5 separate regions of the Homo sapiens genome follow, and all the other regions are linked to region 4. A link is a loop called in an ENCODE intact Hi-C map of the cell type or tissue named here. Cell type or tissue: endothelial cell of umbilical vein. All regions are shown on one strand. Links, peaks and the distances in the headings refer to the core of each region. The heading gives the core; the rest is flanking DNA. Region 1 overlaps ADGRV1 (adhesion G protein-coupled receptor V1). Region 2 overlaps ADGRV1 (adhesion G protein-coupled receptor V1). Region 3 overlaps ADGRV1 (adhesion G protein-coupled receptor V1). Region 4 overlaps ARRDC3-AS1 (ARRDC3 antisense RNA 1). Region 5 overlaps ADGRV1 (adhesion G protein-coupled receptor V1).

Region 1 (5,908 bases), core at 5-5,004, 710 kb before region 4:
GGGGAGATAGTTTAATAAGTTTTTTTTATTATACTTTAAGTTTTAGTGTACAAGTGCACAATGTGCAGGTTTGTTACATATATATACATGTGCCATGTTGGTGTGCTGCACCCATTAACTCGATAACTCATATATTTTTCCTTATTATTGTATTAAACCTGAAGTAACTACATAGAAGGTAGAAATTGATGGAAGAGTCTATCTATAACATAAGTGGTAACATTTAGTAAGACACTTCTAGTAACTTTGCATTTTAAGACATCAAGTTTCATGAAAACTAAGTTTACCTGAGTTTTTTTCTATTAGTAAAAAAAAAAAAAAATTACTCTGACTTTAATATCAGGTTTGGACACTCTACAATTATAATACCAGAAACCTGGTGAATTCTCTTCTGCTTGTTCCCCCTGCTGGTACCTTTAAATCATCTTATTTCTTTTCTTGATTTTGTTGTTGTTGTTGTTGTTTTAATCATACAGGGGTTTCTGTTCTTGTTTAGATAGACAGGCCTGCTGTTATGTATTTTATTACAGACATGTCCGTGATAAAGAATTTTCTTAGGGCAGTCACCTTTGAGATGCCATAGACCTAAGAGGTTTCAAGGAGTATTTTGATTACTTCAAAGGATTCTTTGGACCAGAAAATCCGTGTATGTCAGAATCTTTGTTGGTAGTAGGACCACTTAAATTAGAGATAGGGAGAAACTCACCAGAGGCAGATGGCACAAAATGCGATTATGGTTACATTAAGCTTAGCATAATCATTAATGATTGAAATTGCATTTTAAATAATTTTTCATATTGTGGAATCTCATGTTGTTTTGGGGACTTAGTGTATCAGTTACCTAAATACAGTTCCAAGAGGTTTATAAAAATGGTACTCACGGAGGGAGTAGGAGATAGTGTGTAGGATAGGGGAAGGGAAAGAGGGAGAAAGCATGAATATTGCAGTTGAGAAAATATTTTTCAATTACTATGTATTTTGGGAGTTCTATTTTAAAATGTATTTTATTATCTTGGAGGCTTGTGCTTTTACAGAATTATAAGTGGTGTAAACCATCTACCAACTGAAGTCAGTAACTTATTTTGTTGATTACTGTGGCACTGTGACCTAATATAACAGTATAAAAATTCCAAAGCTGTAAAATTAAAGGTAATATTATGTCAGTATATGGGATATAACACAAGATTTGATAAAGCTTTCAAGTAAGTTATCTTTCAAATGTATACTCTATTAATAACAATATAAATAAATGGATTGATTATTCCTTAGATATGTTAGTTTTTAAAGCAGAGAATACACAGTCACCCTTCTTTTCTCTGAGGAGTCTAGATTTTTTTGAACATTGGGTTTTTGTTTCCACCTTTATTTGATCCTAGATCTTTGCAACCTTTTCTGCTCCCTGATTAGCACTAAGATTAAGAGACTGCAGGCCTATGCATATAGGAGCAAGCTGCCCTGGGGAGTGGTAGGGAGGAAGTATTGCGTGGGGGGTGGGGGACATTAAGAGTAGGCACAGCAGTCCTTCTATATCACTGACCTTGTAACTCATGTTGGTCCATATATTACATAAGACAATCTAGAGACCATGATTTTCACTTATATTTTCACATGGAAACATGACTCCATTAAATAAAGTGAGGAGAAAAGCATATGTTGGTGAGTGTGTACTGACATTATATATGCATAAATATACATACACATTGTGTTTCTTTGTAAATATTGATGGCTGGCTGATCACTCTTGACATGGATTTTGCTAATCCTTATGTTTTTGGTATCTGCCTTGTTTTCATTGCTATTATGTGGACTGGTGATTAATAATAATAGCTATTAATTTTAAAGCATTTTCTCTAGGCCACCCTACACATATGATTTGTGATCATTATTACAATCTCCCACCCAAAAGGAGCTATTATTGCCCCGTTATAGAGATAGTAGAATTGGGAGTTCTAAAATTTAAGTAACTTACTTAAAATTATAGAATTTGGTACTAGGCCTCCTTGAACTGCAGAGCCTTTTTTTTTTTCCATGGTGTTCTATTCCTCCTTCTACACATTAGATATTAAGGTAATTTCAAATGTTTTGTTCATATTATGCTTAAAATAATTAGGCTTATATATTTATATAATTGGTTTACATATTATATAAATCTATATTTAAAATGTTAAAATATTTAAGTGGTTTCATGTGGGTCAACCTAATTACTTCCTATACAACCAAGTATAAGTTTAATACGTTTATGTTTATTTTTTCTAATTTACATCTGTCTACTTTATGGTTGCATTTTTGTATCTTCTGTATACTAATTATACAGTTTAATTTAAAAACAGTTTCTGAGGGTTAATTACTTTGAGAGTATAACTAAAGGAATTTAATGAGTGTAATTTTTTCAGGATGATGTACCAGAGCTAGAAGAATATTTCCTGGTGAATTTAACTTACGTTGGACTTACCATGGCTGCTTCAACTTCATTTCCTCCCAGACTAGGTATGAGGGGTTTCTTGTTTGTTTCTTTTTGCTCACTTCAAATGAAATGAAGAAACTTCATTTTTGAATCAGAAGTGATCATTGTGCTGTTTTGTTAATCTTAGCTATGTGTTAAAATATGATGGGCTTTTATATTTATTTTTGATACTCTCATATATTGCAATTTTTACAATGAACAATGTAAAGACATTAAAAATTATTGTGTGATGCTCTTTAAATTTTACAACTATTTTATAAACAAATTTGTAATCCTCAAAATAGCTCTTTGGAAGGTATTTTCCTTTCATTTTCTTTTAAAATTAGCTGTTTTCAGTAGATCTCCAAACTCTCAGATGTTTTTATTTTCTTTTAGGTTAAGCAGTGCTGATATTTGCTTCTTTGTTGCTTTATTGTGTTCTCTGCTTCTTTCATGACCTTTTATCTTTTTCTTTTCATGCTTTTAGAAAAGACTCAGTTAATTCATTACAGACTGAAAGGTAAAACCTGAGCCTTGGTACAAACTTATCTAGATTCCTTTGAAAAGATGTATTCCTATGTTTAAACACAAACTCCTCTTTCAGTGTGGACATTTACTACTGGGAAATTTTGTCTGAAGCCTGTAGGTGTGATGGCCCACTAGAGGGTGGTGCTGAGTTGGTTAGAAGGAGTGCTGGACAGGGGAAAGTTAATTTGGATTAAAGGAAGAGAAGCATGGCCAGGAGCAGTGGCCTGGGAAACAGGCATTCCTCATTCATTTCTGAAGCTCACTGTGATAACTTTGAAAATATTGAAAGGAAATAATCAGTTTCTAACCTATTGTTTGAATAAATTCAGTTCTTTTGCTAAAGAAATAGATGATTCCAATGAGTAGGCTGTTTACATCAAGTATTATTACAAGATAATTATTATTCACACTAAGACAACTAACAAAACAATTCATATTTCTTTCATCCTCTTACTGAGATAATTTGAATAGTTAACTTCTGTTGAGTGGTTTCTAATGCTCCTATTTCAAGTGCTTTGTAGATTAGTAATATCATTACTTACATTCTTCTCATTTTACAGATGAGGTAGCTTAGGCTAAGAGAAGCTGCGTAATATGCCCCAAATCACACAGCTGGAGACTGGTAGAGCTGACTTCAATGGTGTGGTCTGATTTTAGAATCTCTGCTTTTTAGCCTCTTGTCTGATGGATGCAAACCCTGATTTTATATGCTTTCCTGGACAGTGTTGTTCTTTTCACTCTACAGAGAATTACACTCTCCCTACCCTTTCCCCATCCAGGCAGCTACCATAAGTGTCCTAGACTAAGGTAGCACCTCTGAAATTTAAAAGGTAAAGAACAAAGTATTAAAAACAAAAATCAAAACCAAACCAAAACACTAATCAGGAGCAGGATTAGTTAATATTTTAAGACTAGCCCAGGAGCAGGGTTAGTAATATTTTAAGACTGAAACCAAAAAGCCAACCAGGAGCAGAGTTAGTTAATATTTTAAGGTATTGGTAACATACTAAGTTTGGTGGATAGAATAAAAATAAAAAGGGAAGATAAGTTTACTTTGATATTAATCTCTCTTGACTTCACCAAACTTTTTCCCCATCTTTCCCATGTGTCTCTACTTCTGTTTGTGTCCATGTCTCTCTGTGTCTCTTTTGCACACCTCTGTTTTCTCTGTACCTTTCCTTGCACTTCTTTCATTTATTTTTCATTTTTTTTTGCTCTTTCTACTCCTTCCAACTGTCCCCATTTTCCTTTCCTCCTGAAATAGTGATATTATAGAATAGAGATGCCAAATATGTTTTAACTAATTAAAATAATAGAAACAAAATAGTAATCTCAGTTGTTTATTATTTTATACTGTTCTCAGTTGATTAAATTTCTATAAATCAGTGGCTCTTGTTAGCCAAAAGTGTCCTTATTCAGACGTGATAAGCATTGTCTCTTTATTTTCTTAAACATCTTTTGAGTAATGTTGATAATACCTGTACATTATGAATTATATAATTTCAAAGGGACTGTCTTTAAATCCTATATCAAAAATATTTTTAATCATTTATATGTATTTTAAGATATGCTTCTATGTTTTTTAAGATTCAGAAGGTTTGACTGCACAAGTTATTATTGATGCCAATGATGGGGCCCGAGGTGTAATTGAATGGCAACAAAGCAGGTAAGGCCAAGGCTGCATGAGAGCCCTCTTCTGGGTTTCATATTATTTACTATCTACCAAATAAAAGTTTCTAAGGGAAAAATTAATTTTTTTTGTTTGTTTTTGTTTTTTTGCTATATTATAGGTTTGAAGTAAATGAAACCCATGGAAGTTTAACATTGGTAGCCCAGAGGAGCAGAGAACCTCTTGGCCATGTTTCCTTATTTGTGTATGCTCAGAATTTGGAAGCACAAGTGGGGCTGGATTATATCTTCACCCCAATGGTGGGTCTCAAAATCTATCACAGATGACTTTTACAAATTATTTTATAATCATTATTCCTTGAGAATTACAGTGATTTAGGTCCCATATAAATAAATTATTCTTAAAAACCATTGTATTTTTCACAGTAAATTAGGACAGAAGATTTCCTCATGGTAAAATAGTTCCCTTAACTATTTTAGTAAATATAAATTGAATTTTCATTACTATTCTAAATGTTATTCTGTATGCATTAACTATTTCATTACAGTATTTGATACTAGAGAATACAAGCTGTAATATTAAAGAATTTATATCATTAGATAATCTTCCCAGAATGTTTCTTACACTTCACGAAAATTTTAACTCTTTCATTTCTTTGTTTTTGCTCACTGAAACACGTTTAGTGTTTTAAAATACTTTTACTTGGTCTCTTCATGCCTTTTATTTCTTAGCCAAATGTTTACTTTCTTCTCTTCCCCTATAATTTTTTTGGAGACAAAGTCTCGCTCTCTCACTCAGGTTGGAGTGCAGTGGTGCGATCTCGGCTCACTGCAACCTCCACCTCCCAGGTTCAAGCAATTCTCCTGCCTCAGCCTCCTGAGTAGCTGGGATTACAGGTGGCCACCACCATGCTAATTTTTTTTGTATTTTTACTGTATTTTATATTTTTAGTGTATTTTACCATGTTGGCCAGGCTGGTCTCTCAATCTCCTGGCCTCAAGTGATCAGCCCGCCTCGGCCTCACATAGTGCTGGGATTACAGGCGTGAGCCAATGCACCCAGCCCCCTCTTAATTTTTACTTTTTAAACTTAATGTTGCCAATTTAAATAAAAAGATATAAACCAAAATATAAGGAGACAAAATTCAATGTAAAATAGCTTATTCTTTACATTCACAACTATATTGTATTTCTTTCCAAACATTCTATAGAAACTCACAGTGTATATAAATATAATACATTCTGCTTTTACCTTTTTGACCAGATTCTTCATTTTGCTGATGGAGAAAGGTATAAAAATGTCAATATC
Region 2 (6,101 bases), core at 353-5,352, 620 kb before region 4:
AACCTGACAAAAACAAGCAATGGGGAAAGGATTCCCTATTTAATCAATGCTGTTGGGAAAACTGGCTAGCCATATGCAGAAAACTGAAACTGGACCCCTTCCTTATACCTTATACAAAAATTAACTCAAGATGGATTAAAGACTTAAAAGTAAGACCCAAAACCATAAAAATCCTAGAAGAAAACCTAGGAAATACCATTTAGGACATAGGTATGGGCAAAGACTTCATGTCTGAAACACCAAAAGCAATGGCAACGGAAGCCAAAATTGACCAATGGGATCTAATTAAACTAAAGAGCTTCTGCACAGCAAAAGAAACTATCATCAGAGTGAACAGGCAACCTACAGAATGGGAGAAAATTTTTGCAATCTATCCATCTGACAAAGGGCTAATATCCAGAATCTACAAAGAACTTAAACAAATTTACAAGAAAAAAAACAAGCCCATCAAGAAATGGGCAAAGGATATGAACAGACACTTCTCAGAAGAACACATTTATGCAGCCAACAAACATGAAAAAATGCTCATCATCACTGGTCATTAGAGAAATGCAAATCAGAACCACAATGAGATACTATCTCACACCAGTTAGAATGGCGATCATTAAAAAGTCAGAAAACAACAGATGCTGGAGAGGATGTGGAGAAATAGGAATGCTTTTACACTGTTGGTGGGAGTGTACATTAGTTCAACCATTGTGGAAGACAGTGTGACGATTCCTCAAGGATCTAGGACTAGAAATACCATTTGACCCAGCAATCCCATTATTGGGCATATACCGAAAGGATTATAAATCATTCTACTGTAAATACACATGCACACATATGTTTATTGTGGAACTATTCACAATAGCAAAGGCTTGGCACCAACCCAAATGTCCATCAGTGATAGACTAGATAAAGAAAATGTGACACATACACCATGGAATGCTATACAGCCATAAAAATGGATGAGTTCATGTCCTTTGCAGGGTCATGGATGAAGCTGGAAACTGTCATTCTCAGCAAACTAACACAAGAACAGAAAACCAGGCACCACGTGTTCTCACTCATAAGTGGTAGTTGAACAATGAGAACTCATGGACACAGGGAGGGGAACATCACACACTTGGGGCCTGTCGGGGTGGGCACTAGGGGAGGGGTAGCATTAGGAGAAATACCTAATATAGGTGACGGGTTGATGGGTGCAGCAAACCACCATGGCATATGTATACCTATGTAACAAAACTGCATATTCTGCACATGCACCCTAGAACTTAAAATATAATAATAATAAAAATAAAGAACGAATGATAGGCAGTATAGAAAATGGTATTGGTGATGCAGTCTTGGATTACGGAAATGGAAGAGCGTATTGAGAACATGATCAACTCCTAAAAACTTTCAAATTCATTTTTAAATTAATCTAACCTCTTTTCTTCTGTAGGTGAACCAGCTTTTCCTCAAATCTGCTCTAACTCATGTTCCATTTTAGCATTTAATTACCGCTCCCTGGGGATCTGCCACATCATACAAATCTGTGTGTACCGGATGGGCCTGTGAGCAGAGGAGCTAGGCGGGAAGGCACAAGTGACCTGGTGCTTTAAGCTGACACCTGGCTATTCACTCTTAGGAAAATAAAGATAAAGAAAAATCATTAGCTGCCCAGCCAGTGACTTTCATGGGGGGAGGGGTACACTCTTACAGGAGAGGTGCGATATACATGATTAAAATTTTTCTGTGATTTATTTGTTTTTTTTTTTTAGCACTTGACCCATGATTCATGTTCAGTGAATGTCATTTTGAATGAATAAAACACCTGTTACCCTCATGTTGCCCAATATTTGAAACCATCATGGTATATATTTTGCAAATTTGAGGATGTGTTGTCTAAATTCATTATATTTAAAAGAAGAAGAGACTTTACAGAAATGGTTGATTTTTACATTCAATCAAGATATGCAAAGTTTTTGGGAATATTCCAGGTTGTGAGATAACTTGGGGGTTATTACCAAGACCAACGTTTCTATGGGAAAATGTGCTGTAAGTTTCAAAAATAACTTTTTGCATAACATCAATACATAAATTCCAGATTCCCCCTATTTTGTTGGATTCTAAAATTTTGAAAATATGTAACACATAGGATTAATTTTTATTTATCCAACATAAATCAGTACACTGAAATTATTCATTTTGAGTAAATATGATGAATTATTAGTATTCAATGAGGAGGAGGAAATTATTCAATGAGGAGGAGGAAAGTGAGTTTTGCCAAGTTTATAGGAGCTGACACTTTGCCAGAGTGCCCCTTCCGTTTTCTTGATACTTGATCCTATCATGAACACTGCCTGTGTGGCTACTGTCATTGGTGAAGCCATTTGGGCACATGTGAAAAATTTGAAAATTTGTGTTTTTTTTGTTTAGTTTTGTTTGTTCTTTTTTGGGGGAGAAGGGGAGACGGAGTCTTGCACTGTTGCCAGGCTGGAGTGCAGTGGCACAATCTCAGCTCACTGCAACCTCTGCCTCCTGGGTTCAAATGATTCTCCTGCCTCAGCCTCCCAAGTAGCTGGGACCACAGGTTTGCACCACCAAGCCCAGCTAATTTTTATTTTTATTTTTTATTTTTTATTAGTAGAGACAGGGTTTCACCATGTTGGCCACGCTGGTCTTGAACTCTTGGCCTCAAGTGATCCACCCGCCTGGGCCTCCCAAAGTGCTGGGATTACAGGTGTGGGCCACTGTGCCCAGCCAATTTGTAGTTTTTTATACTCTACATCTTCCACTCCTTATCTCACACCCTACATACTGGTGGTTTGTTTTGTGATGGGGAAAAGTGCATGTATTGATGAAACTGTTTGCTACTAAAGCAACCTCAGGCATTATGCTAATGGCTCAAGTCAAAGAACAGCATTTTTCTCTGAAAATTATTTCTAAATCACTGACACTGTTTGTTTATAGGTCTTCCTATCACTGGGCTCTAATTTCACTTTGCAACTGGTGACTGTGATGCTTGTCGGTGGACGTTTCTATGGAATGCCAACAATTCTTCAGGAAGCAAAATCTGCTGTCCTTCCAGTCTCTGAGAAAGCTGCCAATTCTCAGGTAATTGGCCCTGTGTGTGGTTCTCTCAGCAGAACACTAGAGGGCAGCTTTTACAGGAAGGACGGAGACTCTTAGAGCTAGAATTTCTCATGAGTAACTATTTTCTTAAATATAAATAACTCTGTGAATATCAAAGTAGATGTAACAGATATATTATATAAAATAATTAGTCTATTTTCAACATTCAGTAGGAAAAAAAGAGATATGTCCATATCTCTTCTTGATATTTTGTATCTAATATTGAGGTATTTTATGTTAAATAATTAAAATTATAATGAAGCACTAATATTCCACACTTTTTCGCATACTAACATTGTGAATGTTTATGTTTAATATTCAGACTTTGGTTTACAGGGGCGAGTTTGTCTTGATGTAGATAAATGCTGATGGTCAGATCCTGTGATATGGTTGCAACTAAGTATTTGCATCTTCTGTCTGAGGTCGTTGTAGGAAAGATTATTTCCCAATCATTTCATAAATGCACATGAGAACAAAGAACAACTTGAGGGCTTTCCTTTCCTTTCAGGCGGATTCTGTCAATATATGAAAAAGACAAGGCTGTTATCTGTGGCTATGGTAACGTGTGTATGTTTGAAGCCATTGTGTGATATAATTCTATCCTACTCCTTCAGGTGGGAGCTGAAGTGACTCGGGCAAGCCTGGCTCAAGATGCTGAGGTGGAATCTGTACAGATGAATGGGCAGGAATATGGGCAGATATAGTCTCTGGCCACTAAGGGATGCTCTTCAGCTACTCCCGCCTGAGCATCTTCTCCAAGGAGAATGAATGTGCTTTTTCTCTTAAAATAGAATACACTGGCTATTAAAATAACTGAGAGTAAAAGGTTTTTTTTTTCTTTACCTCCTCTTCTTTAAGAGTGAATGAGGAAATAGAATTGATTAATGCTTTGAATTTTGTTGTCTTCTTTTTGTTCATGTGTTGTTATAAAAAAAAAAGATTCAGCAAAACCATTCATTTGGAGGAAAACATTTCCTACTCCTTATCCATGCACATTGTCACAATACTGTATCACCCCAAAGGGCAAGGTTAGAGTCCATCATGGTACATTCACATCTTTGGTGTAACCTCTATACTTGTATCAGTGTTTGGTGTGTGTGTGCACGCATGTGTGTGTGTATGTGTGATGTGGCTAGGGCATTTCAAAATAGCCCTCTAGTCATGTAGCAAGAATGATCTCACTCAAAGCTTTTGGCAGTTGCTAAGCAGAAGCCTCACTGGGCTGGGCATGGTGGCTCATGCTTTTAATCCCAGCAATTTGGGAGGCCCAGGTGGGTGAATCCCCTGAGGTCAGGAGTTTGAGACTAGCCTGGCCAACGTGATAAAACCTTGTGTCTACTAAAAATAGAAAATTAGCTGCATGTGGTGGCATATGCCTGCAGTCCCAGCTATTGGGGAAGGTGAGGCATGAGAATCACTTGAACCTGGGAGGCAGAGGTTGGAGTGAACCGAGATCGTACCATTGCACTCCAGCCTGGATGACAGAGCGACGCTCTGTCTCAAGAAAAAAAAAAGAAGAAAAAGAGAAGCCTCACTGTAACAGAGAATCTAGGCTGGGGTCAAATTAAAGTAGTTGTTGTTTCTTTTCCTCTGTGGCTCCAGAAGTTATCCTGCGGAACCCTCTCATGTTTTTCTGTTATTCTTCATTCCAATTTAAGAAGGGGAGAATGAGTTTTAATATATAACTCTTGATTAAATGGTATCCCAAATTTATAGCTATTGAGACCAAAAGAGGTAAACTGAATTGTTCAAATCAAAATGTGAAGCCAGGAATCTGCTTTTATTCTTACTCATTGCTCAGAACTTATTTCATCTATAAATCACATACCCTGGGAACGTTGCACATAAAACAAAATCTTACTTGATGCTTGTGATAAAGATGGGTATTAAAAAAAAACTTTGAAGTTTTCTGGTCTTCAAAAAAAGATATAAAATTAAGTCAGAGCTGAAAAGAACCCTAATAGAAGGTCTAGTTCATGGTGCTTACTTTATAAATGAAAAAATACACTATTATATCTTAGAAGTCAAATTTTAGTTCTACAAATGAGGTTCTGGAAAGACCCATGAACAAGTCATATTAAATGCCATTTAACATATTTTGCTTTCATTTAACCATAATTATGCTTATCTTTTTTTGGATGTTGTTCATTCAAAAGATAACGTTTTGATTAAAAAAAGAAAAAGCTATCAACTATAACCTAAATAATAAAGTAAAATAAATTTTAAAGTCTGAGATGTTATTTCTTAAGCACTTCTCTTTAATTCAGTATGAGACAAGGATATATATTGTATAAACCAAGGGAAAGTTTACGTTTAACCCATTCCTCAGAAAACAGGAAGGTTTAGAGAGAAATAAAATACTCTAAGCATGATTTTCCCTCAGGTCGGATTTGAATCCACTGCTTTTCAACTCATGAACATCACTGCTGGCACAAGCCACGTTATGATTTCTAGGAGAGGCACATATGGAGCTCTCTCGGTTGCCTGGACCACTGGATATGCTCCTGGGTTAGAAATTCCTGAATTCATTGTTGTTGGCAACATGACCCCAACACTGGGTGAGTTGTAGTTTTTCTAAGATGAGTCCTGTAGAATATTGGAAGGATATCACTGGCCACTAATTGTCTTGGGTTATCCTTATTCTGGACACTAAATGTAGTTTTCGAATACAATGCTCCCATATTTAAGTGATCAGAGTAGTGCAGGCTGCTTGGTGAGAAAAGGAGAGAAGCTTTTTTCAGTCAAATTAACAACTCCATGCCTTACCTCAAAAGACTGGGGTCACTAAGCAAACTACTCTGTCCATACAATAGGAGTTTGTTGAAAGTAGTTCTAAGAATCTAATTTGGCAAATACAGTAATAAGAAAAATAAAAATACATACAGCTCTTGTATGCATTTCCATGTTCACCTGACTATTTCTGGCAGTAGGGCAGCTGTTACTTTAGATACTTTATTTTTTAAAGTATACCATTAGGTCTTTGAGAGCTAGTGAGATGCAAA
Region 3 (6,101 bases), core at 793-5,792, 550 kb before region 4:
TGTGTGGGTGAATTTTGAAGCCAGACCCAGGACCTACACACCTGTTCCAGAACACCCCATGGAAGCCTTCCCAAAAAACGGATTGCTCTAGATTTCTTGGCCAAATTTCTAGGCCAAAAGCCTTGACTAACGCAAAGCTTCCCTTGTTGTGGAGAGCCTTGTCTACCTTGTTAAAATTTAAAAATATAACTCAAATGGTTTCTCAAAAAGAAGTTATGAGAAAATGAGTAACAAGACCCCATGTGGACCTTTTGCAGATGCCCAGTCCACTTATGCCAACATGCAGTGTATTCTGAAAGTTTGTTCCACAGCTTCAAAAGAAAACAAAATGTTAAATGAGTGCAGTGCCTCCTGTTTATTAACGAGGCATTGATATAACTAAACGGGTAAAAATGCAAAGCACATGGCAAAGCAGTATACATATGTCAATTGCTGTTATGTTTCAGTAATCCTTAGACAAAATAACCCTACTGAGAATAAGAGTGGGGTAAAAGCTTAAGTGAAAAAGCAAATAGGTTATCATATGCAGCACATTTAAGTCTTAAAAGGCAGAAAATATTTTTAAAACACATGTATACCCTGCCTTTAAAAATCTAACATTAAAAGAAATTTATATGAATTGCAAGATAAAAGATTTGTTGGATTAGTGCTAAGGTTCTAACTATCCCTTTGAAGTAGTGTAAACAGGTGAATTCAAACAAACTCAAAGATAATAAGAATAATTTTCTTCATACAACTTAGAAATGTAGAAGTTTAAGTTAAAAGTCATTGTGGAGAAAATAGCACACTTTCTTCCTGGTTTGGGCATCCAGTATTGCAAAGTTGCCTTTAAAATTCATAACTAACACTATTGTAATTACAGAACTATTTCTAGTAGATAAAAAAGGGGTAATTACCAAACCTGAGTTTTGGTAGGACCAGTCAAAATTTTATGACTGAAAAATCCTATTCACATGCCTGAATATTGGGCTTAACTGGTAAGTGTAAAGATCTTACTTGTCATGGAAAATGGAGTAGATTACAATTGCCATGTCATCTTTTCCAGAGGTACTGGGCAGAGGCAGGTGGCAGACCTGACATGCCTAGCTGCCCCCAAAGATTCTTGCTATGATGCTGTTAGAATCTTCATGGATTATTAAACCATATGTGGACTTTTTTGTTCCTACAGGTCTTTGCTTGGCTGTTCTTTCCCATATCTTCTGTGCCAGGTACTCCATGTTTGCAGCTAAACTTCTGACTCACATGATGGCAGCCAGCTTAGGTACACAGGTAGGAGAGCGCTGGCATTTTTGATTTATCGTGAGATGTTTGTGTTTCTTCTTCTTTGGTTCTTGAACTGAGTGTAAAAGTAAAGTTTAATCTCAACTTAGTTGAAATAAACTTGTTTAGTTTTGCAGTGGAAGAGAATGGGGACAGGAGAGTCATATAAGGAGAATCAGGCCTAAAATGCTTCTTTCTACAGAGAAGCACCTTAATATCATCGCTTACAAAAAAAAAAACTTCTTATCACAAAGCATCTTATTGTCAGCTAATATATGCTGAATGTATTTGTAATTTATATATACATTAAAATTAACATTTTATTAATCTGTTTGAAATATGCTGTGTTATAAATTCTTTATGTTTAGGGCATTAAGATGATATAAACTTTTAAAGCATCTGGACACTATGTATTGTTTCTTATAATAGTTTGATAGAACATTTTCTTTTGAAAAATCAGTTTTCTATGGTAGAAGAAACTGTGTGAAAAACAATGACTTATTAGCACACAATTTAAAGTATCTAGTTTAAAGCACTGTGTAAAGCACAGAAACCAGAACAAAAGATGAAATTAGATGCTTTTTCTATCCATACGGTGTTCATAGTCTAGAAAAGTAGATGTACATATAAATAACTAATTCAGTGTGATGTGTGAACATAGACCATTTGCAAACTACTCTGTGAAAATAGATGAAGGCTTAATTCATTTTTTTCATTTTTCTCTGAAGGTCAAGAAAGTCTTCATAGAGGAGATGATATTGAGCTGGGACTCAAATGAGTGAAAATTCAGTTTGTTGTTAAGGACTAAAAAGGGCCTAGACATTTATATAGGCAAAGGAAAAAAAGCATAATCACTTCTACTTTAAGGCTGAAATTATAGATCCAGGCAGAAAGAATATTCTATATAATGCTCTTATGGAGATAATTTTTAATATTGTTTTATAAAATTAAAAAATCCCACTTTTCTGGATGGGGAGACACTTCTGCAATGCAGACAATACTCTATTGATTGGGTGCTGGTCATATGTGTGTATTGAATTTGTGTGTATTTATTGTGCTGTAGACATGATTTGCACAGTTTTTTAGAATGCTAAAGTGCATTTATTGAACTCTGGATAGAACTTGAAAAAAATAGCGTTTGTGGTGGAGCTGAAATATAAAATGGAAAATTATCTTAAACATTGGGATTCTGTCACCCTTTTTTGTTCTAGGAGTGAAAATGACTGTAAATTCCATAACTCTGTTTTTCAGGGAATAATTAAGTGCTGGATTCTAAGCAGAGGTCTCTGATTGGTTTTTTAAAGGCCCTATGAGCTATGAGAAGTAGCAGTGGTTACCAAAGGGGCTTGCTTTGAATTTCACAAGGCTATTTATATTGCCTTTGTAACCTGCCTTAGCTGTCTGATCTCGCCTTTGCTTCTTGAATCTAAGATCTTAGAAAACCCGCCTTCCATAATTAGAGTTTACTTGGCTTTATTCACCACCCACTCTGGTGATTTTTTGGCAGCAGAATTTGTACAAGACTTAATTATAGCACTATAGAATTACAGACAGCTCTTCAGTGTCCTAGCAGACAAATTTGCTCGTGTCTAGGGATGTGAAAGACAAAACCAGGATTTCTATGTTGGAGCACTGACTTTTGATTCATATTGTACTTAACATTAATTTTGGACAAAACGGTTAGTCATATCCATGTTTTTCAGTATATTTTTAGAATACATGAAACAATGTGGCATGAAAAATCATGTAGTGTATGACTTGTGACATGAAATAACTAAAAAAGTATTTTCATAGCTCTTTTTTGGCAGGAAGAATTGGTATGTTATTGATAGAAAATAGTTTATTTCAAAATGCTTTATCTACTTAGATTTAACAATACCCTCTGAGTTAAGAATAGTTATCTCCCTTAAAACCTTTTAGCTAAGGCTTTAAAAAATTCTTAGACCCCCCAAAACAAGAAGCTGACTACAGTAAGTTGGGCTCCCACCCTATCTAAATTTTAAAGTCATGTTTATAGCTCCAGTTATAGAATCTTGCCAACAGGAGTTATTACAGTTCCAGCCTTGGATCTTTCATTTGGGATCCTCTGTCAATGTTATATTGTCATTTTTGGAGGTTAAATCAACTCTAGAGAAGTCTTAAAAAAATGCAGGCTTGGCCTGTGGTTCTTTAGCTAAGAGGGAAAATTCTATAGCTGACCTAGAGTGTTTGAGTTGTGAATACTTTGCAGACAAGTCTGCCAAGACCATTCATTTTCAAATCTTTATTAATGAACTAGGACTAAGTAGAACGGCTTTTGTGGAGAAGGAAAGAATGGAAATGTGGTAGTCCTGGACTTCCTTTTGGAGCAGTGTGGTATAATGGGTCCGTGAATCAGAAAGTCAGGAAAATATGCTCGTCCAGCTCTACTTTCTACTTCTAGAAATATGTAGACTATTATAACTATAATTTATTGTGTATGTGTATATGTGTGTGTGTGTGTGTGTGTGTGTGTGTATTTTCTTGATTGGAGGAATATAGATACAAATCCAAAGATTATTCCTGCTTTAAAAATCAAGATTCTGCTTGAATCTGGAGTTTGTCATTATAGCACCCTTGAGAATCATTGACTATAAAATATCAGTAGGTGGCAGTAGAAGATTTATTTTTCTCCCTTAAATTTATCGATCTCTCTTTAGCCATGATGGCGTTCAGTAAAAAACTTGAGAGATGCTTTCATAGTACTTCTTTAACTGGGCAAGAGGGTATTTGCAGCATAGCAAATACACATTTGTGGTGTCCTACCTTTCTCTTTTTATCCTCTTTATTCAGAATTTAATTAAATGCAAATGTACCATAAGAAAGATTGTACTCCACTGGCTTTGAATATATCTTTCTACTGCTTATATATGTTTAAATTCAGGGACATAAAATTAGCTTCATCATTATATTTATGAGCATTAAGTGTGTTATTGATACAGAAAAATGTTTTTATTATGTCATAGAAGCTTTGAGATAAAGGTCTCTATTTTCAGTTTATCAAAAAATGTACATATTTCTTCAATACCAAGTTATTTTTTCTCACTTATATAAATGAAAATGATTAAATGACAAGAAATTGTGGGGCTCTTCAAGTATGATGTGAAGAAACAGCAAACAAATTTTCATGGTATTGGGTGATATTTCTGAGAAAAACATCTAATTATATCTTTGGGATTTTTATCTTTGAATCACATTGCCAACCCATGTGTGCCCTGATAAGGCTGGTAAACAACTAGTGACAAAGAGCAAGTTTGCAGTTCAGGGTTCTCAGTTCTGGAGGTTCTGTCAGGAAAAGCAATCCTCCAAATCTAAAAAAAGAACAGAAGTTTCCTCATAGAAAACATGATGAAAAGATAGAACTGTATTTACTCTGATTAATAATACTTAACAAGGGAAAATATTTGTTTTTCTTCTCTATGGTTTGTTATTTGTACAGCATAAACACATTTTCTGAAACTAAATAGCAAATTCATCTAGAAATGTGTATAAGTCCGTACATTAACCGCAAGACTATAGCTTAGGGGTCTATTCTCTGGAATTTAAAAAAGTTGGACTGTTACTGTCTTTTGATCACTTTCTCATTCTGCAACATTTTGGGATGTCATTTTGCAATGTCCTGTTTCCCAGGGAGGATCCTACTCAGACACCCTTGCGAAAAGATTCTGCTTTAATCTGGAATTATGTCATTCTCGCTTTGAGTACCTAGCATCTTTGGGAATCTTTGTGCATGACTAAAGGCAGAAGTCCTGTGTGACTTCCCAAATGCTGGCTCCTTCTGGATACTATGAATCCTGGTTTCTGTTCCAGCAGCTTGCGCTGCTTTGTTGAGATTGCCAACTCAAGAAAGTCATTGTGTGAGTAAGGCTTGAAGACACATATGTAACAAGCATATTTTAATCAACTGAAGCAGAGTAAGATAGAGATGGTAAAATGTTCATCAGTCAGAAAAGAATTTTCCTTAGTTGGAAGTTTTTGTTAATCACTTATTAACCAGAATATCCTTTGTTATTTCTACTTTTTTGCTGAATAAAAAAGTATGTAAGCGTTTAAGTACAAGGATCAAAATTAAATCTTGCTTTGAAGATTAGGAAATTGAGAAGCAGAGGGTCATTTTTCAGTAGAACATTTATGATTATATGTTAGTGGAGATATAAATGGATCAAGAAAGTAGCAAGGAAAGTGTTTCCTAAACTTCAATGCAGGCATCTTGTTAAAATTCAGGTAGTGCATCAGTGAGTCTATGGCGGGTTTCCGGATCCTACTTGTTAAGTAAGGTATTAGATTAGCTATATTATGACCCCAAAACATCTCTGGTTGTTGTTGTTGTTGCTGCCACTGTTGCTGTTATTATTATTACTAAATCCATATAATCAAGCTATTTTTCTTAGTATGAAATTTTATTTAAGAAATCCCATTAATTAATTTTTTTAGTTTCATTTCAAATATTATTGCCTTTAAAACGACTGCACACTTGTATCTTTCCCTCATTAATGAAAGGCTGCTGCTGTGTCCTTCTGATTTTTTTTATTTCTTTTTTCTAAGAAAGGGAAAGGTCCTTAGGCAAGTGGACTAAGAGATAATTTAGAGTATGAACAAGGCCTTTATTCTGGTCATTCTCATAGCATTTGACAATTTGTAAAACTTCTCAGTGTTGTTTTGGACATAAAATAAACTACTAGAAAGAAGATATAACTAGTTCCCCTGCCCCAAGTTCATTCTTTTCTACCAAGATCCTGTAGGTGCCCTCCCCCCGCTAGAATAATATTGAGTATGTAAGCCTTTTTTTTTTTTTTTGTACAATTAACTGTATTTAAATGTGT
Region 4 (6,101 bases), core at 388-5,387:
GCCCAGCTAATTTTTGTATTTTTAGTAGAGACAGAATTTTGCCATGTTAGCCAGGCTGGTCTCGAATTCCTGACCTCAGGTGATCTGTCTGCCTCGGCCTCTCAAAGTGCTGGGATTACAGGCGTGAGCCACTGCTCCTGGCCTGGATATTTCTATTATTCCCTGAATGTTTTGGTGAGCTTGAAATATTTTACATTTAAAACAGAGGGGAAATTTACTATTGTTATTGTTTAAAAACATATGGCAGTAGGCATTTTCCAAAATGATGCATAACAATATAATGAATTTGATTGGATGTTGGATTTTTAGTCATCTTAAAAAAATGATGCCATCTGTTGATTTATTTGCGGTGGAGAAGAATGCCCTATATAAAGAAGTATGTTTTAAAAGTTAATTAATGCAGACAAGGTTTTTTTCCCCAGAAAAATAAAGTATTATTTTACTACAAAGAAAAGTACTGTGATTTACTTAGGTTAAAACTACTTGCAGATAAAATATGCTCTTAGTTTAATAAATTCTTCTTCTTCTTTTTTTTTTTTGAGACAGAGTCTCACACTGTGGCCCAGGCTGGAGTGCAGTGGCATGATCTCGGCTCACTGCAACCCCGCCTCCTGGGTTCAAGCAATTCTCATGCCTCAGCCTCCCGAATAGCTGGGATTACAGGTTCCTGCCACCACCCCGACTAATTTTCATATTTTTAGTAGAGACGGGGGTTTCACTATGTTGGCCAGGCTGGTCCCGAACTCCTGACCTCAGGTGATTCACCCACCTCGGCCTCCCAAAGTGCTGGGATTACAGGCGTGAGCCACTGCGCCTGGCCAGTTTCAATAATTCTTGATAAATACTTGTAGTCTAAGCTAAGTAATGCTTTCCTTCTTCAGAGTTGCAAAGGTACAAATAACCATCTCATACTTTAGTACATGGCTGTTCCTCAGTATTGTTTTCATGTAGCTGCGTGGTTGAATGGGTCATGATAAAAGTAAAAACAAAAGTGAGATCAGAGTTACATAAACAAGATCAGTTTGCTGCCTTCCCCAGGGGTCAAGTCTACCAGATGAAGGTTTAAGTAATAGCCCCTAACCCGCGGAAGATGTTGAAATACTGTTCTTTCTCATTACTGGATTATATCTTTGTTTATGTAGCATTTTTTCAAGATCTATGGACCATTTTGATGTGTTAGACATTTAAGAACTCTGTTTGTTATACAAACCATTAAAACCAAACCAAACCAAAACAAACTAAACCTTTCCTCCAGTGGGAAAATAGGCTTATTTTTAAGGTTTCCTTTTGGTTTTCCTTCTAAAATACTCCTCTCCTTTTTCTCTGTCTGCATCCTAATCTAGGTCCCCATAAGTTTCAGGGTTACATCAGGGTCATTTTGGAAGTTCTCACTTCTTCTAGATTCCTTCTTCCAGCTCCATCCCCCAATTCTAGGCAGCTCTCTACTTAAAGATGTACAGTAGTTGTTCATTGCCAACTGGATGAAATTATTAATCTCAATTTGGACTTTCCATTTCAGGTCAGCTATTCACAGAAACTGGCTTGTGACAAAGTTTTTACTGGTCCACAGTAACATGATAAAGTTAGGGTTGTATAAAGCTAAAATTATTCAAAATTAAAATTCCAATATTATTTTAGCTTTTTGTGATAAAATATTCTTCATAAAATTGAGTTGATAGTTGATGGAAGAATTTTAAAAAAATTTTCCTTGGGAAAAGTGAGTTGGCAACTTTGAGGATTGATTTCTTTCCACTATCCCACCCGTCCCACTTCTCTCCAACACACACACACACACACACACACACTCTCTCTCTCTCTCTCTCTCTCTCTCTCTCTGTCTCTGAAAATGTTTGCTGATCTGGGAAACTTAGTAGAGATTTTGTAAAATTCTTCCTTAACATCCTCATTTATTCCTGTCTGTCTGTCTGTTTTTTCTAATGTCCTCCAGCTACTTCAATACAAATGCTGCACTTCTGGTGACACCCAGATAAAATCTCCTTGCTTTCAGTTACTCTTTAACTAACACCTTGTGCTTCCTCACTCATCTGCTTTAGCACTTATGAGAATATTTGTCAAAATTTCTGGCATTGGTTGTCCCAAGAATTTTTATTTTTCAAATATGTCTTTTCTCTCCAGTTTTAATATCTGTAAAAAGAAGAACTTTTTACATTTTCTTTAATCTTTTACCCTACATAGATTGAAAATACAAAGAAGATTTGGTAAGGACATAGAAACTCTTATAAAATTTTTTTTATCATAGTAGCCCCAAAACATTGTTATATATGGGTATAATGATTTAATATTTATGAATTATAGCAACTCTTCATCATCTATTTCCAGGTTTCTACTTTCCAGGTCCACTGGTGTTTGGTGTACCCATGTGACTAATTTGTCCAAAGAGAGGTGAGTGAAAGTGATGTGTCACTTCCAGATGGAAGCTTTTTGGGCAAGTATGTATTTTCTAGCTCTTTTCTTCTGTGTTATAGAAACTAGGAATATTCCAGTTGGTGACTGACCCCTTAGTTGGGTTCCTAGAGTGAGTTTGATGTGGAGGAGCCCAAAATGACCTGCAGTGAAGTTGGAGTGTGAGCAAGAAATAAACTTTTGTTTTTTAATTTTCTGAGGTTTTGGAAGTTGTAGATTATAACTGCATAACCTATCAATATTGATATGTTTCAATTCTTAATGAAAATTTCTAATATTCTTTTTGATTATTTCTAACTTATTAACTTAAAATGTCAAATATCTATAATTTCAGTATATTCTGTATCCTACATTTAAAAATAAAAAATAGAATGTTGAAAATGAAATCATTTCAATGAGATGACAACTCAAAATCTTATAGTATCATCCAGAAACATGTAGAACAGATTTAAAAATACACAGTACTGAGATTGGCAGGTTGAGAAGAAGACACATATGAAGGGTAACTTCTTTGGAAAGAAGCAGCTATGCACAGTACTTAAGAATGAAATTTCCATGTCCCGTTAATACATCTGAAACAGTTTTACTTTCTATCCCAAACTTTAATGATCCTAGAAAGCTGGTTTGAATCAGTTTTTACAGGGTTGTTTTGGATTTAAAATAACTAAAACTTGAGAGCTGGGAGAAATTTTATTTAACACTTTTTTATCATTCATGGTTTAATGTTTAATGAATAAATTCTTCACTAAGCTTATGTGGTGAGGGTCTGGTGGTGAAAAGTACTTTTTCAACTAGATATATTAGAATGACAACAGCAAAGCAAGAATGTGGTAGGGTCACATAAAGGAGTCGTGATCTGTGGGAAATTATTTTTTATGATTCTCCAAGATGGCTGTACATATAAGCATAAAAGTCAATAAACAAGTGCCTAACCTTTAGCTCTAAATTAACTTTTGAGCGCTTTGAATGCCTGGCACAAAAATATTTAGGGGTTTGGCGCCATCTGGTGGCCAAATATCAACTTTTCAGCTTCTCTTTTATGACTAAGAAGTGAATTACTCTGCACTTTCCAATAAACACTATTAATAAATAAAATTATTTAAAATGTTGATTTCCAGAACTTGAGAAGACAAATCAAAGACAGATTTCTGTTATGTTACCTATTGTTATATGACAGAATTTCAGTCTTGAGTAGGTTCTTTTATACTTGCATTTGATTTATTTATGAAAGCATTATAGACATAAATCTGCTATCTTTTTCTTAATACAAGAGAAGACTCTTTCCCCAAAAGAAATTAGACGTGCTCAATAAAATCTAAATTTATTTTTTCACAATTCTGTAAAAGATTGAGCTAGGGGTGCGTGTGTGTGTGTGAATATCAGAATTTATTTTAAAAATGCAAGAGGGAGAGGGGAAGGAGCTGGTAGTGACATTGTTAATTGTCTGCTTTGCAATAGCAAAGACTTGGAACCAACCCAAATGTCCATCAATGATAGACTGGATTAAGAAAATATGGCACATATACACCATGGAATACTATACAGCCATAAAAAAGGATGAGTTCATGTCTTTTGTAGGGACATGGATGAAGCCGGAAACCATCATTCTGAGAAAACTATCGCAAGGACAGAAAACCAAACACTACATGCTCTCACTCATAGGTGGGAATTGAACAATGAGAACACTTGGACACAGGGTGGGGAACATCACACACCGGGGCCTGTCGTGGGGTGGGGGAAGGTGGGAGGGATAGCATTAGGAGATACACCTAATGTAAATGATGAGTTAATGGGTGCAGCACACCAACATGTGCTGTTGTACACGTGTACACATGTATACATATGTAACAAACCTGCACGTTGTACACATGTACCCTAGAACTTAAAGTATAATAATAATAAAAAAAAATTGTCTGCTTTGTACCCAGGGCTGTTCTAGATGCTTTCAGTGGATGGCCTCAATGAATTTCCGCAACCATCTTTCCAATGGGAAGTGTTGTCCCAGCTTTACTGCTGGACAAGTGTCTAAGAGGTTAAGGACATAAATGCTCAAGTTTTGTGAGAAAGCCGTTTATTTTAACAGAATGATTGCAATTGCTCATATTAAGCTATGACAGAAAAACTGGATTAACACTTTTTTTAGTCTTTTTCTTTTCAGCTTTTCAAGATAAAAGTTTCCTGTGTCTCCTGATTAAAGTGCTTCTGTGATTGTTGCTCTGCATTAAGTTGTATACTTCCTCGTTCTTTCCTTAGAGCTTCTTTTCACAATCCAGGAAGCAACTCGGTGGGGCACAGCATGGGGTAAACAAAATGCCAAGGGAGGGAAGAGTTCATATTGGTGGAATTTTTTAGTTACCTCTCTAGAAACTAGTGGAAACTTCTTTGCTTCTCTTCTTTTTACTGACAATTTAAAAAAATAAATTATTTTATTTTAGATTCTGGGGTACATGTGTCTGTTATATGCGCATGTTTTGTAGTGGTGGGGATTGGGCTTCTAGCGTACCCATTATCCAAATAGTGAGCATTGTACCTGATAGGTAACTTTTTCAATCCTTGCTCCCGTCCTACCCTCCTTCCTTTTGGAGTCCCCAGTGTCTATTCTTTCCATCTTTATGTCCATGTGTACCCATTGTTTAGCTCTCACTTATAAGTCAGAACATGTGGTATTTGGTTTTCTGTTTTCTGAGATCATTCTCTTAGGATAATGGCCTCCAGATCCATCCATGTTGCTGCAAAGGACAAGATTTCATTCTTTATGGCTGCTTTTAAGTCATTTTTTTTTCTTTTGTAGTGACTCACTTTTATCATTGTTAATTAGATTAAGTGGGTCTTTGGTTTAATTCTATTTTTAGGGTAATGTAAACCACAAGATTGCTTGTGTTCTGTGCTACTACACTTTTGTTCACTGCTGTATCTTCAGTGTCCAAGAGAAGCATTATACATATAGGTAGCAGGCACTCAATGGGTTTTAACAGAAAGACACATACACATACACACACACACACACACACACACACACACACACACACACACACACAGAAAGATAAAGAGAGAGCACGCACAAGTCAGTAACGGAAGGAAGCAAAGGAAAGGAGGGAGAAAGGCAGAAGGGGAGAGGAGCTGCTTGGTAAAGGTGCAGTAGGAAGTTTCACCTACAGCACTGGGTATTGTGGAAGTCAAGTGGAGGAAAGTTAACATCTACTGGAGGCTGTTGTGTGCCATTCACTGTTAAGCACTTTATAACTGTAATTTCATTAATCCTAAAACCAACCAAGCGAGCTGGTTATTATTGTTTCCCTTTTCACAGATGAGAAAATTGAGCTCACTGTTGTTAAGTGATTTACAGAAGGTCATACAGCTTACAAGTGGCACAGTCAAGATTTAAATTTTGTCTCTCTTTCTTATGACTTACATTTTAAATGAGTTGTTCATTTATTCATTCAGCAAATATTCATTGAACAATGTAGCACTCTTCCCTGATAATCTCAGAACCTGCAATCCTGTAGGCTAAAGATTCCCCTAAAGTATTCCTATAGGCTAAGTAATCTCCCAAAGTATTTCTTCAGTCAAAACCTCTCCTCTGAACTCCAGATGCATATACCTACATGCCTTTTTGACATTCCCACTAGGGCTTTTGTACATACCTCAAGCTAATATATACCAGTAAAATTTTAGAT
Region 5 (6,087 bases), core at 1-5,000, 490 kb before region 4:
AGCTGTAGACCGGAGCTGTTCCTATTCGGCCATATTGGCTCCTCCCCCCAGGTTATTTGTTCTAAGTGCTGACAACATCTCAGATTAAAAGTTGTTTTCAGTGCTATTCTTTTTATGTTACTATTAATGATTAGGCACATTTTCTTTAAATAGCTTTTGATCATATTAGTTGGTACAGTATGGATTATACTGCATTGACTACCTTTAAGTTGTTGACTAATATGTAGATATGTTTCTTTTTTTCTGTACAACGTTAAGGAAAGTAAATGACTGTATCCTACAGAAACATTAAGAAATCATTTTTAAGAAAAGTTTCCATTTCTGCTTGTATTTTAGTTTAGTTTTTTATCCATATTCTGTTTTATAGCAGATGAATTTTAAAAGGCCAGTCTATATTTAAAATAGGCATTAATTTTAGCCATGGGTGTTGGCTTTCCATTTTAATGGCCTGACCACTAAACATCTTCTTTTTGTTGTTTCTTTTTAAAAAATATATGATTTGTCTAGCAAATCTTTGGTAAAAAAAATACATTTCTTAACAGTACTATTTTAAGGACAGATTATGCTGTGATTTTGCTGCAACAGCCTCCTGAGTGATAGAGTCAGATGTTCTACTTTCTTATTAGAAACATCGATGCCAATATTTACTTTCAGTCCTGGTCTAACAAAATGAATACGTTGCCAGAGGCATATCATGAGTCCTTCCGGCAAACTCCAAATAAGAAACAAACAGAAATAGTGAATGAGAATGCCAACTTAAAAAAAATACGTATTTTTATTATAGACTTAATTGGCCAAGAACATTCCTACATAATCTAAAATTCATAACGACCAAATGGTAATACTTTTATTGCCTGGGTGGTTTTGTACATGGACTTTTATAACTTGGTATTCAATGTATGAATTCTTGTCAATGAAACAGTATCATTTTGTGTCTGAGTATTTATGTGTCTTTTTTAACCAAAGAAAAAAGGACCAAATATTAGTGTTAGCCAAAATTTTAATTTTTAAATACTAGAGAGTTATTTCTAAATTTACGTGAGTCCAAATTTTCAAGCAGAAACTATAATCCTCCTTTGCTTACCTGATAATTTTTACTGCCCTAATCAACTTGGTCTTGCACTACTGTAAATAACTTACATGAGGAAATATTGTGGTTTCATGTTCGGTAACAATAATTTTACCTAGGTTTTAATGAAATATCTCTCACAATATGAGAGCCTGCATAATATAGAATATCCAATTCATTAAACACTTGCAGAGGGTCCCCTCTGGGCCATCTGGGATTACTACTGCCTAACTTTGAAGGAGAAACCTAACCAGAATATTTTAGTATGTTGCATCAGTGATAAGAAAACTTCTGAACTTGTGCCATGAGACCTCAGAGAAGGGGCCACTTTGTTCATCCCAAGGTGACTCGGAATAGATGACACCAAAGCTGAAAGATTTGTAGATTTTTTTATAGGTGAAGAGAGAGAGGAGGGAGAAGGAGGTACTTGCTGGAAGTGTGTCCTGGCAAAGCAAGCAGCACTGGTAAAAGCAGGCAGATCCGACAGAATGTCGTGTATGGATGGAGAAAGAGAATGAAACAGCAGTTTAAGATGACTGGTGGGTAATGCAAATTTGAGAAGTCATGGGGGATGAGGCTGGACTGGTAAACAAGAGCTAAGTCATCAAGGGCCAGATATCAAACAAGTTTATACAGTGAAGATTTAGGGCAAAGGGGTGATGTGGAAGGGATGAGTTTTCCAAAAAGTTAGTCACTTATCCAAGAATGTATCCAGCTCACTTAATGAAGCTAGCTCACTTATGGAGCTAGATACATTCAAATAGTTTCTATAAATCAAATTCCTTTTCTTAGTTCAGTTCTCCTAGTGATGCCCAAATTGACAAATTTCACTAGGTAAAATGTTTGCTTTTCTTGAAGTAATATAATTCTACCTGGAAGTCAGCATATTTTTAAAAATCACAAATTGTAAGAAAAAAATCATTTTGCTTATGTGCCAAATTTTATATGTGATTATGTTGAAGTATGGAAAACAGCATAATTCAACAAACATTTTATTAAAATTGACAACACAATTTCTTAAAAGAAATATTTTAATAATGGTTAATTCCTACTTGTTAGTCTATAATTACGCATGTTTCCTAATTGATGAAAAGAAATGAAATCACTCTTTCTGGACAGGCATATACTTGAAAATCCTTTACCGTATATTGGCTTAGAGAAAAATTGATGTTCCTTGCTGCTTAAATAAATTTAAGCCCCTAAAATCTGAAAACTTAATTGAATATTTAGTGGACATAAAATGAATGGTCCATAAGAGCAGAGGCACAAAGTTGAAACAGCAAAGATAAGCATGAGGGACTCTAGCTTTAGATTTTTACTTTACTCACTTTGTTTTATTTTCCTTCTCCACATAAATTGTTATAAATTTTCCACTTGCTAGAAGGGATTTCTCAAGCATTGCAGGGCAGCTTAGTTTATTTTCTTCGTGGGTAAATCTGTATGTAATCATTTTAGCAGGTGAGAGAATTCAAGGAAGTGGTAACTTGCCAGGAAATGAGTTCTCAGGGCTGTGAATGTTTTTTCATTAGTGGTATGATTTCCCAAATATCCCATTTCATTTTCGTGTAAAAGGTACTTTTCCATCTCATCACGTCTACATTGAGTTAGTTTGCCCACTAGGAGGCACTCTTTCCAAGCTCTGTTTCCCAGGGTGTCCCGCTGACTTTCCCCAATAAAAACCTGTGGGTATTTACTCATCTTTTGTGTTTTTGTTACTAAGCTAAGTTTTGTACCTTGCTTCTGTTTGCTAGTGGAAATGGCCTTTTTTGTTGTTGTTTAAAACAAACCAACAAAAACAACTTCCAAATGTTTTGGTTGGTACTTGTTTTTCAAGGTACTAGTTTGTGGAGAGATGCTTAACTTACTAGAAAAACACAATGTGTTTGATATCAAGTGTTCACTAAAAGTTCTACTATTACCTTTAAAATAGTAATATTCTCCCTGATATTTATTTTCAAATGTAAAAACATATAGATCTCTAAGTATAGCTCAGTTGTGAACAATTGAAAACATTAAGTCACCATAGAATGCATCGCTGCAAAAGACAAACAGTGATTTGTGTCAGAAAAAGCTTTCAGATTAAAAAAAATCAGAGAATATAGGCTTGTCGTGAGTTGTGTGTGTGTGTGTGTATACATACACATAGTATACACACATACATATATGTATACATGTAAAAACACACAGCAACAAGACTGTATAAAAAGGACACTTGCTCAGTGGCATGTGAAAGTCACTCTCATCACACATTGTGCTGGTCACATATTGATATGCAGGCCCCACGTATATAATTATACGTATAAAATTAGAGTTATTAGTGATCCCGGAATAATCACTCTCTGAAGACTTTTAATGAACTTCAAATTGAAAGTGGTTGGTTTACTTAAAAAGCATGATTTCTCAAATTTTTTAATCTCAGAGCTTGAGACCTGGTCCCATCAATTCATTCACTTATTGAGTGTCTGCTCTGTGTCGGGCCTTGTTCTATATTTTGTTTACGGCAATGAACATACAAACAAAATTTACTCATGGTGTTTATGTTTGGTGGTAGTGGTGGCAAGGCAGGGGTGCACACCAGAGTAGGATTAATTGCAATGACAAAGGGTAATGTTGTAAAAGGATTAAGAGTGTTAGAAGCAGAACTATTTTATATAGGGATGCCAAGGAAAATGTATCTGAGAAGATACTATTTGAGCAGAGATCTGAGGGAAATGAGGAAGAAAGCTATGCATGTAGCTGGGGGATACATTCCAGATAAAAGGGCAAAGCAAATATAGTCCTGAGGTTTATTTTAAGGGCAGTAAGTGAGTCTGGTTCTGGAATGTGAGGGGGAGTGGTGGGAGATGAAGTTAGTGAGATGTGCCAGGACCTAGTAGAATTTTTCTCCAAATGAGATAGAAAGTCACTGGCAGGGTTTGTGCAGAAGAGTTGGTTGATGAGACTAACTTTTCAGAGAATCTCTCTAACTTTTGAGTTGATTTGGTATTCAAAAACCCTCACTATTAGGCCTCTACTTGGTTCTCCCGGGAAGTTCTCTGCCCTCCAATCCTTCTGTTTTTTGTTTAGGTTCCTTCTGCCTGGAATGCCCATTTTCTTGTAGCAGGTGTGAATCTCAGTCCACACACAGAGATATGTGAGGAATATAACTATTTGTTCACAGCTGAATTGAGCCCTATTCTGCTAGGTGGTATGAACAATCTGTCAATTCTGGTCTCCTTTGGCCTTATTCTGTGGCTGCACGTAGGCCTTTGGGGACTCTTGTAACATTGAGCCATCTAGGGAGGTAGGCAAGGGGCCTGTCGCAGGCACAGCTGCCTAGACACAGACTGTAGCCTTTCTACTCCAGAAACTATTTCAGAAAAGTAGCCATGGGTTCTTACTGACCTCAGATCCCTAAACCTCTGCAGGGGTTTTGTCTGTTCTTCTTGCTGGAAGTTGGCATAGTCTCACCTCATTTTTTCACTCTCTTTGCTTCCTCTTCATCTCTCCCCTTCCGACCCTACAGGTCTCTAGATCTGTTCTGGCCTAGCATGGGAAGTCTTGCCCTTGCTCAGTATTCTTCCAGGCCTTTGATCTCTTCCTTATCTTCATTCTGCTTATAATTGATGTCTTCCCTGGGCGGTGAATGCTGCTCAATCTTGCTATTGCTTGAAGGGGTGGAGACTACAACAGATGAAAAGGAAAACCAGAGGGAAAAAAACCTTGGTTATTTCGGAACATTATTCTGCCACTTACCCTTCTAAGTCTAATAAAATCCTGCTTTTCAGGCCCATCTTGTTTATCAGCTCCTTTTAGCAACCTGCCCACAGCTACTGATCTCTCTCATGGTAGGAGATAAGCACTTCCTCTCGTGTGTTCCCTGGGCGTTTTGTTTGTGTCCTCCATCCTGAACCTTGTCCATGGGTATCATGTCACCTTTTGAATTGTTGTTCCAGACTTTCAATTGTTGGGTCCTTGAGATCACAGGGACCACTGCTTCTTCAGAGGTGTTTTGTTTTTGTCTCAGCTAGGGCTGCCATAACAAAATACAACAGACTGTGTGACTTAAACAACAGAAATTTATTTCTCGCAGTTCCGGAGGCTGGCAAGTAAGAGCAGGGCACTTACAAAGTAGATTTTATTCTGAGGCCTCTTCTCTTGGCTTTTAGGTGGCCTCTAGCTCACTGTGTGCTCACATGACCTCTTCTGTCTGTGTACTTGGAGAAGGAAAGAGAGCAAATTCTCTGGTGTGTCTTACAAGGGCACTAATCCCATGATGAGGGCCCCACCTTCATAACTTCATCCAACCTCATCTAAACCTAATTACCTCCTAGAAGCCCCATCTCTAGTTACCATCACAGTGGGGGTCAAGGTTTCATATATGAATTTTGGAATGACACAAATGTTCAATCCATAACAGTTTTGTTTTGTTTTCCTTTGTTTTCATCTCTGGCATTTATGATGGTGCCAGTTATAATGGAGAACAGTAAATGCTTAATCAGTGAAAGTATTAAGCATATTCACCTAGACAAGAAATCCTTCCTATTCCTGTCAATAAGGTTCAAGGCTCTCCAATGAGAAATTAGATTGTTCAGCTCTAATGTTTGTCAAAACAGAAGTTAATACTTTCACATACTCCATAGTTTTGCTTTTAAGCCTTTTTGATGTCATAAGAAATATAGAAAATTATATTTGTTAACAATGAGGCTGCTAATGGCCAGGGGTGAGTACTAGAGCTTTGCATCTCTCTGCTACATTCAGTTCCAGCTTCCGCACCTCCTAGACCCTGACTGGTATCAGCTGGCAGAGGGGAATAGTTGTAACCTATTTGATCATGTTTTGCTTTCTAATATAGAGAATAGAGATTGATTATGCTTTTAAAAATTATGGAAAACCATAGTTATTCAACAGAAAAAAACCTGTAAAAAATGTGGCATGTGACTTTCTAATACTGCTTTTGTTGTTGTTGCTATTTAGTTCTTAAGTCTGTGGGCCCCACAAAATTTATGCCCTTACACCTATACACATAACTCTGGTAT

What was found. A loop is a pair of places that touch in the nucleus more often than their neighbours do. Peaks named below come from ENCODE experiments on the same cell type or tissue, not always from the same donor. Only the 100,000 strongest peaks of a DNase experiment are listed, where the experiment ranks them.
Region 1: a loop joins it to region 4, with 3 times the contacts of the local background. A loop is called at or near these places in 5 of 110 quality-filtered maps.
Region 2: it touches region 4 in a loop (15-fold over the local background); 24 of 110 quality-filtered maps call a loop at or near these places.
Region 3: it touches region 4 in a loop (13-fold over the local background); 86 of 110 quality-filtered maps call a loop at or near these places.
Region 5: a loop joins it to region 4, with 9 times the contacts of the local background. A loop is called at or near these places in 64 of 110 quality-filtered maps.

Annotation. Positions count from the first base shown.
Region 1 is chr5:90,706,424-90,712,331 of GRCh38, forward strand. It overlaps ADGRV1 (adhesion G protein-coupled receptor V1), which reads left to right. Exons shown (of 90, transcript NM_032119.4): 39 at 2,393-2,486; 40 at 4,558-4,636; 41 at 4,761-4,899; 42 at 5,864-5,908. Among named protein-coding and RNA genes, the nearest start is that of ADGRV1, 150 kb to the left of the region's middle. In endothelial cell of umbilical vein, for the core only: a CTCF peak has its summit at 3,099 (motif pointing right); a DNase peak (open chromatin) is centred at 3,118.
Region 2 is chr5:90,799,802-90,805,902 of GRCh38, forward strand. ADGRV1 (adhesion G protein-coupled receptor V1) reads left to right here. Exons shown (of 90, transcript NM_032119.4): 71 at 2,938-3,081; 72 at 5,483-5,657. Among named protein-coding and RNA genes, the nearest start is that of ADGRV1, 240 kb to the left of the region's middle. RefSeq lists a silencer at 1,538-1,738. In endothelial cell of umbilical vein, for the core only: a CTCF peak has its summit at 3,110 (motif pointing right); a DNase peak (open chromatin) is centred at 3,100.
Region 3 is chr5:90,862,589-90,868,689 of GRCh38, forward strand. ADGRV1 (adhesion G protein-coupled receptor V1) reads left to right here. Exons shown (of 90, transcript NM_032119.4): 83 at 1,169-1,269. Among named protein-coding and RNA genes, the nearest start is that of ADGRV1, 310 kb to the left of the region's middle. In endothelial cell of umbilical vein, for the core only: a CTCF peak has its summit at 3,866 (motif pointing right); DNase peaks (open chromatin) are centred at 4,003 and 4,473.
Region 4 is chr5:91,416,369-91,422,469 of GRCh38, forward strand. It overlaps ARRDC3-AS1 (ARRDC3 antisense RNA 1), which reads left to right. Exons shown (of 3, transcript NR_027435.1): 2 at 2,341-2,403; 3 at 2,487-4,347. Among named protein-coding and RNA genes, the nearest start is that of ARRDC3, 36 kb to the left of the region's middle. In endothelial cell of umbilical vein, for the core only: no CTCF peak of the experiment used is centred there; a DNase peak (open chromatin) is centred at 3,413.
Region 5 is chr5:90,929,611-90,935,697 of GRCh38, forward strand. The region is part of intron 83 of ADGRV1 (adhesion G protein-coupled receptor V1); the gene reads left to right. Among named protein-coding and RNA genes, the nearest start is that of ADGRV1, 370 kb to the left of the region's middle. RefSeq lists an enhancer at 1-378. In endothelial cell of umbilical vein, for the core only: a CTCF peak has its summit at 2,682 (motif pointing right); a DNase peak (open chromatin) is centred at 2,551.